Regions from separate parts of the Homo sapiens genome. Here region 1 is linked to region 2. A link is a loop called in an ENCODE intact Hi-C map of the cell type or tissue named here. Cell type or tissue: dorsolateral prefrontal cortex. All regions are shown on one strand.

Region 1 (8,000 bases), 190 kb before region 2:
TGGCCTCCCAAAGTATTGATGTTACAGGTGTGAGCCACCGCAACTGGCCCCAAATACACTTCTGTTAAAGAATGGGTATTACTACTTTTCAAATTGTTATGTGACAAGAGAGAAAACTATTCTTTTGAATCCAATAACCATAGCCCTCCAAGCTTATGAAAAACTTCTCCTATTCGATTGTATCTTATAATGCGTGCTCTGTTTTCCTGAGGAGGTCCAGGGTCTGGATCCTTATATCGGTTCCTTATCAAGAAGATGCGTGTTATTACGTAGCAATTTGCCAGTGAGACTCAGGAGGGCTGTGACTTTCTTGAGACCAAATGGCCATGTGATCTGGAACCAGGTGGAACCTCCATGCCTGAATCTAAAGGGTTCTCCAATCTGGCTGCATGAGAATCACCAGGGGAACTTTCACCACCACCAGCCTTCCAAGCACCACCCCCAGAGAGTCATTCCACTGGTGGGGATCCCAGGTGATTGTAATGGCCCGGGAGTTGGGAACCACTGCTCGGAAGCCAGATTGCAAGCCCTCTCTGGCCTGGGGGCAGAGGAGCCTCCTGGCTCTGCCGGTTACTCGCTGTGTGATTTGAGGTACATCTCTGGTCTTCAGTTTCTTCATTTGCAAGAAGAGAGATCCCTTCCAAGGTCTATTTCTATATGGGATCTGTGAGTTACTCGGCATCGAGAAGATGTTTGGGAAGGCCTCCTGGAGGAGCAGCATGAACATGGACTTGGACTGTGGCCCTTCCCATATCGGGCTACAGGGAGGGAGGGCAAGACCCTGCACCAGGTACCTAGTCAACGGTCGCTGTCCTCTGCACTCCACAGTCCTAGGGGTACTCTTGCTGGGGTGGAAGTCGCGACCTCCTCTGAGGGTGAATGGGCAGGGCCCACGTCTGCACCTCTCTTAACAGCCCTTTTAGGCCAAGGGGGCTGCAAATGCCTGAGGCTGTTAGGTCTTCAGGGCCAGCCTTGGGCTTCTGTGGCTCAGGAGCAGGGAGAGGGCGGCCCCAGCCCTCCGGGCTCAGCTCTGGAGGGGCTGAAAGATGGGAGCCCTGAGCTGGCAGGACCTGGAAGATGGTGTCCTCTCCATAAAACAATTCCCAAAGCCTTTCTTTGTCTTCATTTCCTGATCATGAAAAATACGTTACAGAACAAATAGAACTATGTTTATACTTCCCAAATTATGAAGGTGATTTCACGTTTTTTGGTGGGTTTTTGGTGTGCGATGGAGTTTGTTTTTCTTCTGGGACATTTTGGGCCTCGCTGCAACATGAAGGTGGGATGTTGGGGGCACCGGAGGATTTACCCTCTCTAGGCTGTGCTGGTTACTATAGTGGAGGGTCTCAGAGAGCTCCAGGCTGGGGCAGGAGGAGGGTGATTATGGCTCTGAGAATAAGAGAACAGGTGAGCCAAGCCATGGAGAAAAACTGAAGTCCTCACCTGCCAGGAGAGAAGCCATGGTGGGCACCTGCTGATTGTGGCCTGAGGGGCCGCCCTCCACAGTTCCCGTGAGCCTTGTGTGGTCAGGCGTCCCCTGACCTTTCTAACTGAAACCAGGGGAAAGCTGTTCCCCGGCGGAGCAGCAGGCGTCCCTGTCAGAGCCACCGGCTTTCTCCCTGTGACTCACGGCTGCTTCCTCCTGGTCATCTGGTCCAGGGCAGGCCTAGAGGATGTGTGTTGACTGACCATGTTCCTGCTAAAAATATGGGTCCTGGAGTCAGAATTTCTTGCTGTGAAAAGCACTTCCTGCAGGCAGGGTGCCTCAGGAAGCAGGTCATAACATTGTTTTTCTGAGCCTTTCTCTTCTTGTGTGGGGTCTCTATATTCAGAGTCTATAAACATGAACAAATGTATGTACGGTGGCCAGGAAAGCGGGAAACAGGTGGCGGTGCTCACGGGGCAGCACTGGACTGGGGAATGCTTTCAGCAGCTCCCCCCGTGGGCGTGTCAGTGTGGACTCCCTCCAAGACACTCTGGCGCAAGGGCCATTGATTTTCTTTTTCTTTGTTTCTTTGTTTCTTTTTTCTTTTTTTTTTTTTGTAAGACAGAGTCTCACTCTGTCGCCCAGGCTGGAGTGCAGTGGTGCAATCTCAGCTCACTGCAATCTCTGCCTCCCAGGTTCAGAGATTCTCATGCCTCAGCCACCCAAGTAGTTGGGATTACAGGTGCATGCCACCATGCCCAGCTAATTTTTGTATTTTTAATACAGACAGGGTTTCACCATGTTGGCCAGGCTGGTCTCAAATGCCTGACTTCAAGTGATCCGCCCGCCTCGGCCTCCCGAAGTGCTGGGATTACAGGCGTGAGCCAACACACCTGGCCTTCTTTGGTTTTCTAGCTCCCATCTACTCAGCATGGGCGGAAATCCAATTTGTTGTGCTTCCTGGCTTCTGGGGTCCTGTGGACCTGACAGGGTCTTGCACCATTCAGAGAACTGGCTCTCCGGGCCTCAGGACGCCCTGAGCACTGCTCAGAGGTTCACTCTTCAGTCACTGTGGTCCCCGGGAGCAGTGCTGATGAGTTGAAGCTCAGCCTCTGGGTATTCATGCTCCACCCCCTGAGCAGCCTTGGACACCCTTCCCCCTCACTCCTCACCATTTGCTGAGACCACCACCCCTGCCCCCCTATCTATCCCAGCCTCTTCAACTAAAGCTGCCAATCTCACGCCCTGCTCCTCTGGGACCACCTCTCCCCACACCCCATGGGCCTGAAACATAAGAGTTCTTTACTTGGGGGGTTGGGGGTGGGTGAGAACACTCAGCCCTTCAGAAACACACAGCAGCCTCTTCTCCCCAGAATCAGGAGGGGAAGGGAGAAAGGGGAAGGAAGATGCTTGATATAGTTTGGATATTTGTCCTCGCCCAAATCTCAGGTTGCATTGTGATCCCCAGTGATGGAGGTGGGATCTGGTGGGAGGTGTTGGGATCATGGGAGCCGATCCCTCATGGCTTGGTGCTGTCCTCATCATAGTGAGTGAATTCTTGTGAGACCTGGTCATTGAAGAGTCTGTGGCACCCCCCACCACCAGCTGTCTCTCTTGTTCCTGCTTTTGCCATGTGGCGTGCCTGCTCCCCCTTCACCTTCTGCCATGATCATAAGCTTCCTGAGGCCTCCTCAGAAGATGAGCAGATGTTGGGGCCATGCTTCCTTACAGCCTGGAGAACTGTGAGCCAATTAAACCTCTTTTCTAGCCAGGCACGGTGGCTCATGCCCGTAATCCCAGCACTTTGGGAGGCCAAGGCAGGCGGATCCCCTGAGGTTGGGAGTTTGAGACCAGTCTGACCAACATGGAGAAACTCTGTCTCTACTAAAAATACGAAATTAGCCGGGCATGGTGGCCCATGCCTGTAATCCCAGCTACTCAGGAGGCTGAGGCAGGAGAATTGCTTGAACCTGGGAGGCAGAGGTTGCAGTGAGCCAAGATCTCACCATTGCACTCCAGCCTGGGCAATAAGAGTGAAACTCTGTCTCAAAACAAACCAAAAACAAAAGAACTTCTCTTTTCTTATAAATTACCCAGTCTCAGGTATTCCTTTATAGTAATGCAAGAACAGCCTCTTACGCTTCATTTGTCTCTGGGAATATAGAGTAAAACAGCAGCCAAATAACACTCCAAAACAAAACAAAACAAAACATCCCAGAAGACGAATTGTAGTTTAGTTTTTTTTTTTTTGTTTTACTAAGTAGCTCCCCTTGTTACGTTAGCCTCGTTTTACAGACGAAGAACCCAGGGCTAAGAGGGTTCCTTGGGCTGCCATGTGGCACTGGGTGGGGGTTTATGGAGGTCATGGCCCCATGTCTATGCTCTCAATCTGACCAGCGTAGGCATCAGGGTGGGCACTGCCCTGCACAGAGGCCCAAGGGTGGTCCTGACCATGTTGCCCAGGATGGTCTCAACTCATCTGCTGAGAGATGGCCTCCATCACAACCTTAGCCTCTGCTGGCAAACAGGTGGAAAGGAACCAAAAGACAAGTAAATCCCAGCCATTAAAGGTAGAGCTGGCTGAGCCTCCTTCAGAGAATGCATGATGGTGACACACACCTCCACAACACCCAGGCTTGATTTATGGACGCAGATGTGCATATATCACCTCCTGTAATCCTCACAAGAATCCTATTATTTCCATTCTCCAGATCATAAAATGGGCATGCAGATGTTGAGTAACTTTACCAAATCCTATAACTAGTAAGTTGCCGAAAATGGGATCTGAACCCAAATCCCTTAAGTCCAGTGTTCTTTCCATAATATATCAGTGAATATAGCTGAGATTTCATTTTTTAGACAGATAAAAATCAAGAGAGGTGAGTACCAACGTTTGCACTTTTCATTTGACAATAATAGACAACAAGGAAACCAATTTGAAATTTCAGTCTCTCTTTAGGAACTTAAAGATGAAGAAAAACTAGGAGAGTGGTTATTCTACAAAGTACCATCAGGTGGCACCATTGCACAGCGGCTGCATATCCCCAAGGTTCAACTCAACAGAAGGGCCAGCTCAGTCTGGCCAGCTGCGACCCCACCCTGGCCATGGCATGTCCCCGCCCCACACCTTTACTAATATGATGTCAAGATCTGATGTGTGAATAAGAAACGTAGCATCCCATGTCTCAGTTAGCTGCTGTCCATGTACTAGTCCATCTATTTTTGTCTGGTAACTATTTTAAGTTATCTTGACCTTGTTAAATGTTTTAACAGGATCTGATCTGTCTCTGAAAACATTGCACTCTCTTGTCTGGAGGTGCAGGGACAGGAAGGAAACCTTTAATCAAGGTCCCCCTTGGCCTGAGATGATGGTGGGATAGGTGTGGGGTCTAGATTGAAGGTGGAGGGGTCAGAAGTCATGCAAGGGCAGTGGTGGGTTTGACTGGACGTTTGGGGCCAGGCAGGCAGCTTTGCACAGTGCATCCTTTGCCTCTGTATGGGGTCGGGAGCTTGGAAAGCTTTGGGGGTGGGGGTGGGTGGGTAATGAACACTTCTCACACTGTTTTCTGTTTTGTTTTTGTTTTGTTTTGTTTTGTTTTGAGACAGGGTCTCGCTGTGTCACCCAGCTGGAATGCAGTGGCACAATCCTGGCTCACTGCAACCTCTGCCTCCCGTGTTCAAGTGATCCTCCTGTGTCAGCCTCCTGAGTAGCTGGGACCACAGGCGTGCACCACCATGTCTGGCTAATTTTGTTTTGTTTTGTATTTTTTGTAGAGACGGGGTTTTGCCATGTTGCCCAGGATGGTCTCAAACTCCTGGGCTTAAGCAGTCTGCCCGCCTTGGCCTCCCAAAGTGTTGAGATTACAGGCATGAGCCAGTGTCCCCAGCCCCAGTTAGTTTTATAATGCTGCATGAAATCTAGATTATTTGAAAATACCACATAAAAATAATTGCTATGACATTTAAATATAGTGACAATGAAGTTCATAACAGAATTTGTATTAGAGTATTATTATTGCATAACACAAAAATTTGCCTTCTGTACAATCTCTTACACGGAAACATAAAATGTCAAGAATTTTCTGTAAGGAAACATAAAAGTAGATTAGCTACAAGTAAGACTAATAAACATAGCATACCTTTTATACATTGTAGAAATAGTTATTTTTTATTCAATAATTTGAATGTAAAGGGCTTTGAATTGTTTTTGTTTTGTATGTTACCAATAACTTGAAGCTGTTTCAAGCTGTTAAATCTAAATTCTAGTCTCTGTAGAGATTATACCGGTTCCCACATGTGTCATGGGATGCCTTGTGCCCCTCCAAAATTCATATGTTCAAGTCCCAACCCCCAGTACCTCCGAATGTGACTGTATTTGGTGCTAGGTTCTTTAAAGAAATAATTAACCCTTTTCCTGTTTAGGAAAAAAAAAAGTGCAGCCCACTGCCAGCATTTTTTTTTTTTTTTGAGACAGAGTCTTGCTCTGTTGCCCAGGTTGGGGTTCCATGGCACAATCTTGGCTCACTGCAACCTCTGCCCCTCAAGTTCAAATGATTCTCCTGCCTCAGCTTCCTGAGAAGCTGGGACCACAGGCATGCACCACCACATCTGGCTAATATATATGTATTTTTTGTAGAGACGGGGTTTCGCCATGCTGCCCAGGCTGGTGTCAAACTCCTGACCTCAAGTGATCTGTCCACCTCAGCCTCCCAAAGTGCTGGGATTATAGGCATGAGCCACCGTGCTTGGCCAGAGCTCATTTAATTTTACATAAACCAACCTGACTGATTTTCAATGTGAAAGTAAAATTTAAAAACTGTTCTTGGAGTTATGTGTAAACAGAACTAACATCAAAATCATCTCAATCATCAGAATCGTCTATTTCAGAAAAATAGGATTAATCAAATGAATCTTTGGCCAACAACTCTTTGAGAATGATCACATAGGAATGCTATGTTTTCTCGGATTTGACATTTTCAGCGATCGAGAATTACTATATTTTCTAAATGGAAATGCCACTACTAAAGACAGAACGCTATACCTAGAATGATGTCTTATACGTAGAATGATGTCTTTTGTTTCCAAAGTTGATACACTAAAGCAAAGTGAAAATAATAAAAGGGAGATGTTTTGTGACCAAATTACTTTGGGGTAAACGCTGCAGCCGCAAGAGCTGCTGGTGAGTGTTCTTGGGGCAAACAGGAAAAGAGTTAAGGGAAAAATTTAGGTCCTGTGGATGGGCTCTAATCCAATATGATTGGTGTCCTTATAAGAAGAGGAGATCAGGGCACAACGCACAGACAGCGGGGACCACGTGAAGACACAGGGAGAAGACTGCATCTACAAGCCAAGGAGAGACCAACCCCGGCGGCCCCTGATCTCAGACTTGTGGCCTCCAGCACTGGTGCTCAGCCACCCCGGCTGTTCCCTCATGACGGCAGCCCCAGCAGATGAATACCCTGAGTTGTGCAGGCTGACAGGGAAGAGGCAATGAGGAGAGAGGGAGCTAAGACAGCTTCTTTCAATGATAAATCCCTTTTCCCAGAATAATCTGTACCTGTCTTCTTAAAGTAGCTCTTTGCACCAAAAGGGAGGATAATGAATTTTCAAATTGCAAACAGGTTCATTTGTTTCTACAAAACTGTATGTGGCCTAAAAGTGACAGTCATCCTCCTGAGAGAGTCCCCCGTCTTCTAGACAGGACTGGCCCGTGCTAACCAAAGCTGGGCTCTGGCAGGGACTCCAATTTGGGAAGATAAATGAGCAGGCGTGGCTGGCCCCTGAGCCACAGCTGAGCTCTCATGGAAGCGTCAGAAACAAGTACAGGCAACCCCAGGGACTTGGGCAAGGCCAGCCAGATGGTGAGGTGACCCCCAGGGCCCTGCAGCCACAGTGAAATTGACAAGGACCTGGAGCAGGGACTGAAGACCCCTGTGGGCAGGAACAAATGCTGCAGCTGGGCAGGGGATGGGGCAGGCCTGTAGGAAGCCAGATCCCACCTGGGCTCCCCACTCAGAGATGGATCAGAGGCCAGGCTGACCCGTGACCTCACACGGGAGGCCACACTTGGCCCGTGCTCTAATTTGTATTTATTTTTTATTGTTGTGGCGATGGGGTTTGCTGTGTTTCCCAGGCTAATCTCAGACTCCTGGACTCAAACAATCTGCCCACTTTGGCCTCCCAAAAGTGTTGGGATTACAGGCGTGAGCCGCCGAGCCCAGTCCAGTGCTCTATTTTGAAAACAATAGTTAACTACTAACTGTTTTTAAATAAATAGTTGATGGACTGAATAGCACTTTTTCAAAAATTGGCTTTATGTAGACTAGATTCTAACATGCAAAGAAAATATTTTGGGCGGTGGGGGTGGGGGGACCTCTAGAATTTATAGCTCTAAATGTATTAGGTTCTCAGGCCAGGGAGAAAAATTCACTGTTTTAGAGCAATATTACTTGGCAGGCAATGTTCTACTGGCATCACTGCATACGGGTACCTCAACTTCTCCTACAATAAAACCTTATTAATTTGATATCAAAGAACAAAAAGAAAAATTCTCCAACCCCCGCTGGTCTTTGCA
Region 2 (8,000 bases):
CAACAACCCTGTAAGGTAGATATGATTTCGGTGTTTCCAGTGTGGACATGGCCAGGGCCCAGAGAGGTTAACGACGTGCCCCAGTCATGTACTGGTAAGTGGCACAGCAGCCCTAGGACCCTGAGGCTGTGTGCCTGGCTCCAAAGGACGTGCCTGCTCACTCCTCCATGCTGCTTCCAAGTCACAGGTGCCCACACCTGGCTGACTCAGGATCAGGTGCTGGGCCATCTTTGAGGGGGCCATAGAAGAAAGGGAGAAGAGGAGATGTGCTGTGTGTTGAAATGGGACCCAGACCCTGGTCTCAGAGCATCCCAGGGTGGGCTCACACCCGTGTCACTTCTTCTAGATGGCAGACATTGTTGAGGCCTCCCGTACCTCAACCCTGGAGCTCCAGAACCAGCTGGATGAGTATAAGGAGAAAAACCGCAGGGAGCTCGCAGAAATGCAAAGACAGTTGAAGGAGAAAACGCTGGAGGCAGAAAAGTCCCGACTGACAGCCATGAAAATGCAGGATGAGGTAATGCCTGGCCAGATAAGTTCTTCCTTTATCCCTTATTCAAAGTATCCTTTGCCCTGAAAGTCTTCTGTGAGGGACTTGGGGGTAGATTCGTGAGACAGCTTTGGTGCTTGACTCTTCATTCTTCACCTTCTGGATGGGTTCCGTGGGCAAATGGCATTCTGGAGCACAAAGGACCCACCGGCGGACTGTGAGGCTAAATGGACACAGCTTTAACCTGACCATTTTCTTGATGAATCTATAATTTTTTGCCTAAAATGTTTAGCTGCCATTTATGGAGCAGCCATGATGTGCCCAGCTGTGTCCAGATGATTTATTTATATGCTTTCATGTTTTAATTTAATCCTAGAATAGGGATTACAGTAACTGACTGTTTTTTGGCCATTGATTTTTGAAAATACAGACTTTTATTGGCATGAGGGTGGCGGACAAGAGTTTCACAACAACAATAATGGCGAGTAAAAGAAATCCTCAGGAATTTATGAGTATTGAAATGATTAAAACATTCGTTTTATATTTAAGAATAATTGAGCAAAGAAACCCAAATGCTAGCTCCCTTCAGGCTTGGCCTCTCAAGAACTGAGAAAAAGAAAGGGGATGTTTTTGATTGTTTTAATGGAAAGCCGGAGGCTTCAAAATGTAAGCACAGCCTATGCTGATTTCTAGCTATACCTCTTGCCAACTGGGTCACCTTGAGCAACTTAACCCCAGTTTTCTGAGCATATGTTTCTACCTCTTTAAAAATATACCAAATATTAGTGACTTAATTAAATGAGTTAATATGTGAGACTGTGTAGCAGCGAGTCTGTACATCCCGGACACTTCATAAATATTAATTTCCTTTTCTTTAATTTTAGGGGCTTATTTTTCATGAACAGTGCCGAGAGCACCAAGATTCCACAGGAAAACATTTTTTTCTTTAAAAAACAAACTTTAATTTCTTTGATGATCAAAGAAAAGTCACCCATGAGTCAGTGCTGAAACTGTGTAAAAGAACAATAGATATTTATTGCAGGCTTCTAGAACACTCTTGAAAGGCCCCTGATAATGGATCCCCTTTGGCTCAGGGTTATGTGATACAGGACTCCAAGTAAGCAGTGAAATTAGCGCACTGACATCACAGTTCTCTTTGGTATTAAAAAAAAAAAAATCACATTCATTACTACAGCACAGAGGCAGAAGGATTCAGGTATCTGCCAGAACACCAACAAGCACCTGGTCTGATTTGACTTCAGAAGATCACAGTGTCACAATGACCCCTGAAAAGTACTTCCCGTTGCGTTTTATATAATGATTTTTATGATAGAATCCTTGGGTTGGAAAGAAACATAGAGATCCTCTAGTTAGATAAGGAAACTGAGGTCCAGAGAGACTAGTTAAGGCCAGATGGAGACCAGTATTGTTTATAAAAGAGCAGTCCTTCCAAAACAAAAAAAAAAAAGGATTCCTTGCAAGGAAAATAAAGATGGCCCTTCCTGGATTTTTCTCACTGATGCAGCCCTGTGAGACACTGTTTCCATGTGAGCAACAGACATGGACACCTCATCATTCTGCAGGGAAACTGCAGTGAGATACCACCCTTGACTAAGTTGGTAGAGTGATGGAGTTGTTTAAAACAAAAGTGAATTAACAAGCCAAGGTCTCTCTGGATCCTTAAAAAACTCAGGCTCAACTCTGTTCACTGCCCCTCTGCTTGTGTTTTGATTGAGCTGGTTGAAGATCTTGGTTAAAAAAAAACCCCAAAAGCTACAGGAGTCCGTTCTAAGTGCTGTAATAGTGGCTGCCTTTGCTTTGAGAGAAATAGGCATTTTTCACCCATTCTACCTCTGATAAGCATGATCTTTAGAGAATCGAGACTTAGTGATTACCATTGTTCAGTTTATTTTCTACATCTCTTTTAGCAAAGGGTGATTTTAACTACTTAAAGGTAGCACTAGGAAGTTCAAAAGTTGTTTGCTTGCTTATGATTCAGGATACATTGTTCACAGACACCATGCTAGTTAATCTCTTCTGCCGGCCCTCGTCAAGGACTCTGAGTATGATGGGGCCCTTACCGGGTGTTAGGAGGGACCTGCTGGGTGTGGAAGGTGGGGCTGTGCTGAGCAGTGGAGGAGGGCACGCTGGGCATTGGGAAGGGGGACAGGAAGGAAACGCAGGCTGCACATTTGCCTGTCATTCTTTCTGACCCTCACACTCATGTTCTTTCTGGGTATCATCTCATTTGATTCTCATAATAGCTTTAGAAGGCTGATTTTATAATTATCCCAATTTTGTGAATGAGGAAACTGAGTCATAGAGCGTTTTTGTTTTTTGTTTTTTTAACGCTCTGGAATATAGCACATCCTCTGTATCCAGAAAATGTCCCATCACTGTTTTCCATGGGGTGATTTTCATTCTGTGCTTTCATGTACTTTCTGTCATGGTAACCACTAAAACCAGATGTGGGTCTTCATCTGGAGATGTCATCTTCAAGGCTAGGCTGTTCTCTTAGAAATGCCCAGTGCTCCTGTCAGCCTCCCAGAGAAGAACACATTTCCTCAAGCTTTTCCACGGGTTCTCCAAAGCTGTCCTCAACTACTGGGGCTTTCCAACTCTTCTGTGCCAGACACTGCAGAAGGGTGGCATTCTGTAGCGGAGATGGCCATTCACTTTCATATACTCTGAAGGAAACAGACCCCCTGGTGTATTATTCTATTCATGAGACTAGCTCTACTCAATACTAGTACCAACTCCAAGAGGGTAGGACACTTAGAACAAAGCAGACAGCCTGCGGCTTCACCAGATCAGCCCACACAGATGTTTAAGGAAGACCTACTGTGCCCTGAGCTGGCTGGTCTCCCCAGGGAGCTTCTAGAGAAGTTCAAGACACTGACTGGCCCTTGTGAATCAAGCTGTTTTGTCTGTTGCGCTTTCTTCAAAGCTGTTAGTTGAGTGCCACCTTGTGGATGGAAAAAACAACAACATTATAAATTAAGCTAGCTAATCATGTTCTTCTACAAAGCAGTGGCTTTCCCTAATGTGCCTGTGTATGTTGTTAGGTTTTTTGCCAGTAGGTTGCTTTGCGGTCATTAATTCAGTTGTGTGTTCTTTTTCACTGAGTTGAAACCTCTTTTGAGGTGACAGTGATACAGGTAGACAATAAATTACCCCCTGGGAAACATGTATTTAGTTAAGGGGCTCTCGAGAGGTTTTAACATGACCTAGTAAAAACGACATTTTGCATTCAGCTGAGCACGGTGGCTCATGCCTGCAATCCCAATACTTTGGGAGACTGAGGCGGGCATCACCTGAGTTGAGAAGTTCGAGACCAGCCTGGCCACCATGGTGAAGCTCCATCTGTACTAAAAATACAAAAATTAGCTCAGTGTGGTGGCATGCACCTGTAATCCCAGCTACTTGGGAGGCTGAGGCAGGAGAATTGTTTGAACTCAGGAGATGGAGGCTGCAGTTAGCCAAGATCGCACCACTGCACACCAGCCTGGGCAACAAAGCAAGACTCCATCTCAAAAAAAAAAGACAAAAAAAAACTATATCTTGCAACCCAGGAATACACGCATCTGCACAAATATATGAATGTCTAGCACAAAAGATTTGCAAATCAATATTTGCTAATACTCTGCTATTTTTTTCTGTTCTATTTAATTAAAAAATGCTGGTCAATATCTACCAAATAGAATTTGTAACCTAATAGGTTGCTGCCTGTAGCTGGAAAACCTCCTCTTTTTACAAAAAGGAAAGTAAGGCCCAGAGGGAGGTAGGACTTGCTCAAGGTCTTCTGATCTCCCATATTGTGGGAGTCCAGCTGATCTTCCTTTTGGTGGGGTCAGCCTGTGCACTGTCTGTGGAGGTCTCTATGCTCTTGATGCACCCCAGAAAACCATCCCAGCTGTCTCTCCTCCTAGATGCGTCTGATGGAGGAAGAGTTACGGGACTACCAGAGAGCTCAGGATGAAGCACTCACAAAAAGGCAGCTTCTGGAGCAGACGCTGAAGGACCTGGAGTATGAGCTGGAAGCCAAGAGTCACCTCAAAGATGACCGCAGCAGGCTGGTCAAGCAGATGGAGGTCTGTGGGCCGTACAGTGTGAGCTGGGGGACCTGCAGAGAGCGAGGCTGGGCCACGAGAGAAGCAGCCTCTTTGCTCTCAGCTCAGCCTTTGGGAAGTCTTGGATTTTTATTCTCTCCCACAGCTGGGTGTAGTGAGGTTATTTCTTGATTGAAGGAAGGGGCCAGTCATTTATAGACTCAGGACATCAGAGCTAGAAGGAATGATGGATATAAATTAGTCTAACATTCTCATTGTCTTGAGAGGAAATGGAACAGATTCTCAGGGACATTAGGTGATTTTGCCTAAGGGCACAGATAGTTCCTTTTCTGTTTGTTCTTTGGGGCAGTGCTTCCAGCTAACTAGAAGGAACCAGACTGCTGCATGTCCAGAGAGGAGCCTCCTAGGAATCATCATTCTTCATTTGCCACACCACATTCTCCATTCTTGCTTCCTGTTTCTGGCCCATTTTCCCTTAGAGGTTATTGGGCTTTGCCAGAGCTCGCAGCACACTGTGGCTCAATTTACTGTGGTATACATAGTATGTACATAGTCCAAGACAGCATATCAGAAAGTGCTGAATGCACTCACCAGATGGGGGTGATCTAGTCACAAGCTGAAAACACCACATATTAGAAAAATGTAAATGAAGTAACAGAATCTAAGTGTGAACAGTTCACTGAGGTTGACAAGAAGAACCTTAGAATCACTCCATCTGAACTTTTAAAAAAGAATAATTCTTAGGAGCAAAACTAACCCCCAGAAACACACACACACACACACACACACACACACACACACACACACACACACACGCCCCAGTAGAATTTAGAGAGAGGGAGAGACACTGAAAAAATGGAATTGAGAGAGACACTAAAAAATAGTCTCAGTCTTTTCAGAGAAGTTAAAATTGTCAAAGTTTTGATAAAAGACAGTGCTCAAGGCCATGGAGAGATGGCTTAAATTCAAAATCAATGGAATTCCTGATTCAACTTTGCAAATAAACAGAAATAATTTTCAAAACGTCCAGGGGACTTAGTAGCTGTTTATATCTAGGGAGTGTTGTTTAAGTCATTGAAGATTTTATTAGATGGGCCTCTTTTAGAGACTAGAATAACCTGATTACAGTTTTATTGCTCTTTTGTTGGACTGCTGTACATTTTGCTAATGTCCTGGCTCTGATCTCTTTAGGGGAGGTAATTCTAAGGCAAGCTAAGGTCAACCCACTTAACTAGAAACTGATTATTCTAGGGCCTTAAACAACCTGGCTCAAAACAAGCTAAAGCCCCTTCAGGCAGTGGAGGAAGAACCTTTGGAGTAATGGCCCTGGCCGGCACCCTTAACACTCCTGCTGGGTTCTGTGCAGTATGGCTTTTAGGCAAGAAGACAGTCTTATAAAGAGGTGCTTTTAGCTGGTGATTGGGTTGTTAGGTCATTTCCACTGCTATATCCTGACTAAAGAGATCGTTTCCTTTGGCCGACTTAGGTCTAGAAGGAGTGGCATAGCTAAGCTTCATTTGCCCCTTTGCAATATTTAGCTATTTTCTCATTAATTACAAAATGAATGGCTCTGAAGACCCTGCTACCATGAGATGCGCTTGAGGGGTGTTTCGTCCCCTAAGAGGCGGCAAGCAGGACCGTCTTGCTGTGACTACGTCTTGCCTGCTCCTTCACTAGCACTTAAATTAATTTTCAAGACTCAAGAGCTCTCCTAACGACGGACATTTTCTGTAAACTCAGGTGGCTGTTGTATGTAAATGCAGCTCTTGTGGATCCTGAGTGATGTCTGACTATAGTGAGACTGGTCTTGGAGGCATCAGGAACCACTGAATAAACAGGAGGCTTCGGTGCAGGGCCCAGCTCCAATCCAAGTTGGCCTTAGAGATGCTTGGCTCCTGGGTGAGGGTTTTCTAACTTCCCTATAGGTTTTGATCACTACCTGGGGGCCGTTCACAGACAGTCACTCACTCACAAGAATCCTGGGTGTTTTATTGTGATAAATAGAATAATATTTAGGGATAGAGGTGCCCATTGCTTGTCAATCCACTTTGGCAATTGCAGAGACAATATTTATATACAAATGCTGCAGGTTCACATTTAAAACTTGGAATGCCAATTGCTTTTTAGCATTTGTGGCTCTGAGTTTACTTAGACCTATGACAGATTGGCTGGTGACAGGAGAAACACGTGCTCAAGGCTGACAACCCCCAGTTGTAAGTGGGGTGGTTTGTGTTAGAAGCCTCTTTTCTTCATACACAAAGCTGCTTTGAAATGTTTTTCTCTGAACACTCAATTAGGTTAGATTAGGAGCCAACAAAGAAACCACCAATTATTATTCTGAAGTGATGATGAGTTTAACAGAATTGGTTAGCACTGTCTTTTGGTTAATCCAATGCAGGTTTGGGAGTGCATCGTGCAAATGCATGCTGTTCCTTAGAAGGCTTAGAAGGCTGCTGTAGATTGACTCCTGCAAGGCTCTTGCAGACAAAAGATTGTCCGGAGCGTCAAGTGTTTTTTCCACATTGTCTTTTAACAGGCACTGGCTTGGGTAGATCTGTTTAAAGTTATTGATTCACAGGGAGAAACAGAGACTTGACAGAAACATGCTCAAATATCCTTAGTGTTTGCATTAGGGTTTGGGATAATGTTTTTTCTTCTTTTATGTGTTTTCTACATAAACATTTTATGTTACACATTTTACATTACAAGTCATGAAACACATAGTTTAAGAAATATCTGCTTTGGGCAATGTAAGAAATAGATATATTGTTTTTCCAAACTCTAATGGTAGTTAGCTCTCATTTGCCCTTAGGATTGTTTCTCTGTGGGGGAGCCTTTGCTGTTAATCCCGGTCAGTGCAAGTTAAGTCAACTGTGTTTGTGATTTCCTTCTTAGGACAAGGTGTCTCAACTGGAGATGGAACTGGAAGAAGAGAGAAACAACTCAGATTTGCTGTCTGAGAGGATCAGTAGGAGCAGGGAACAGGTACTATTCTATAGGTGAATGATGCGTGGATTGTCCTGTGTGAAAAAGGAACATGAGGGGTTAATCCTGGGGCTTCAGTTAAGTCCAGGAGAGAAAAATTCATGCCATCTAGAAATTGATGGAAGATTGAATAGTCATCACCATAGTGAGCTTCTAGGAGAGACTTTGACCAGATTACTTGTATTTTAGATTTTAAATTTTACTCCTTGGTCAGATTATTTCCTGATCTATACCTAGCATCATTTCAAGGTTTTTAGGTTTTGATTTCATCTTTTTCATTAAGAAAGTGCCAATGCTAGTCAAGAAAGAGTGAAGGGCTTTCTAAATGTTGATATACAGTTCGTCTAGCACCATTTCCAGGCTCTAGGCGTACAACTGGGTAAGTTGTCATTAAAAGCACATTCTATCATTAGAAGTTTCTACATGTATCCACAGGTGTCTTGTAAATGAAGGGC

Evidence for each region. Hi-C counts contacts between places; a loop is a spot of excess contacts. Peaks named below come from ENCODE experiments on the same cell type or tissue, not always from the same donor. Only the 100,000 strongest peaks of a DNase experiment are listed, where the experiment ranks them.
Region 1: it touches region 2 in a loop (12-fold over the local background); 104 of 110 quality-filtered maps call a loop at or near these places.

The regions. Positions count from the first base shown.
Region 1 is chr15:57,336,407-57,344,406 of GRCh38, forward strand. No RefSeq gene overlaps it. Among named protein-coding and RNA genes, the nearest start is that of LINC01413, 21 kb to the left of the region's middle. In dorsolateral prefrontal cortex, CTCF peaks have their summits at 4,440 (motif pointing right) and 4,642; a DNase peak (open chromatin) is centred at 4,475; H3K27ac peaks cover 573 bases.
Region 2 is chr15:57,524,235-57,532,234 of GRCh38, forward strand. CGNL1 (cingulin like 1) reads left to right here. Exons shown (of 19, transcript NM_032866.5): 12 at 347-517; 13 at 4,420-4,581; 14 at 7,456-7,545. Among named protein-coding and RNA genes, the nearest start is that of GCOM1, 64 kb to the right of the region's middle. RefSeq lists an enhancer at 3,056-3,639. In dorsolateral prefrontal cortex, CTCF peaks have their summits at 3,446 (motif pointing left) and 3,647; a DNase peak (open chromatin) is centred at 3,363; H3K27ac peaks cover 3,687 bases.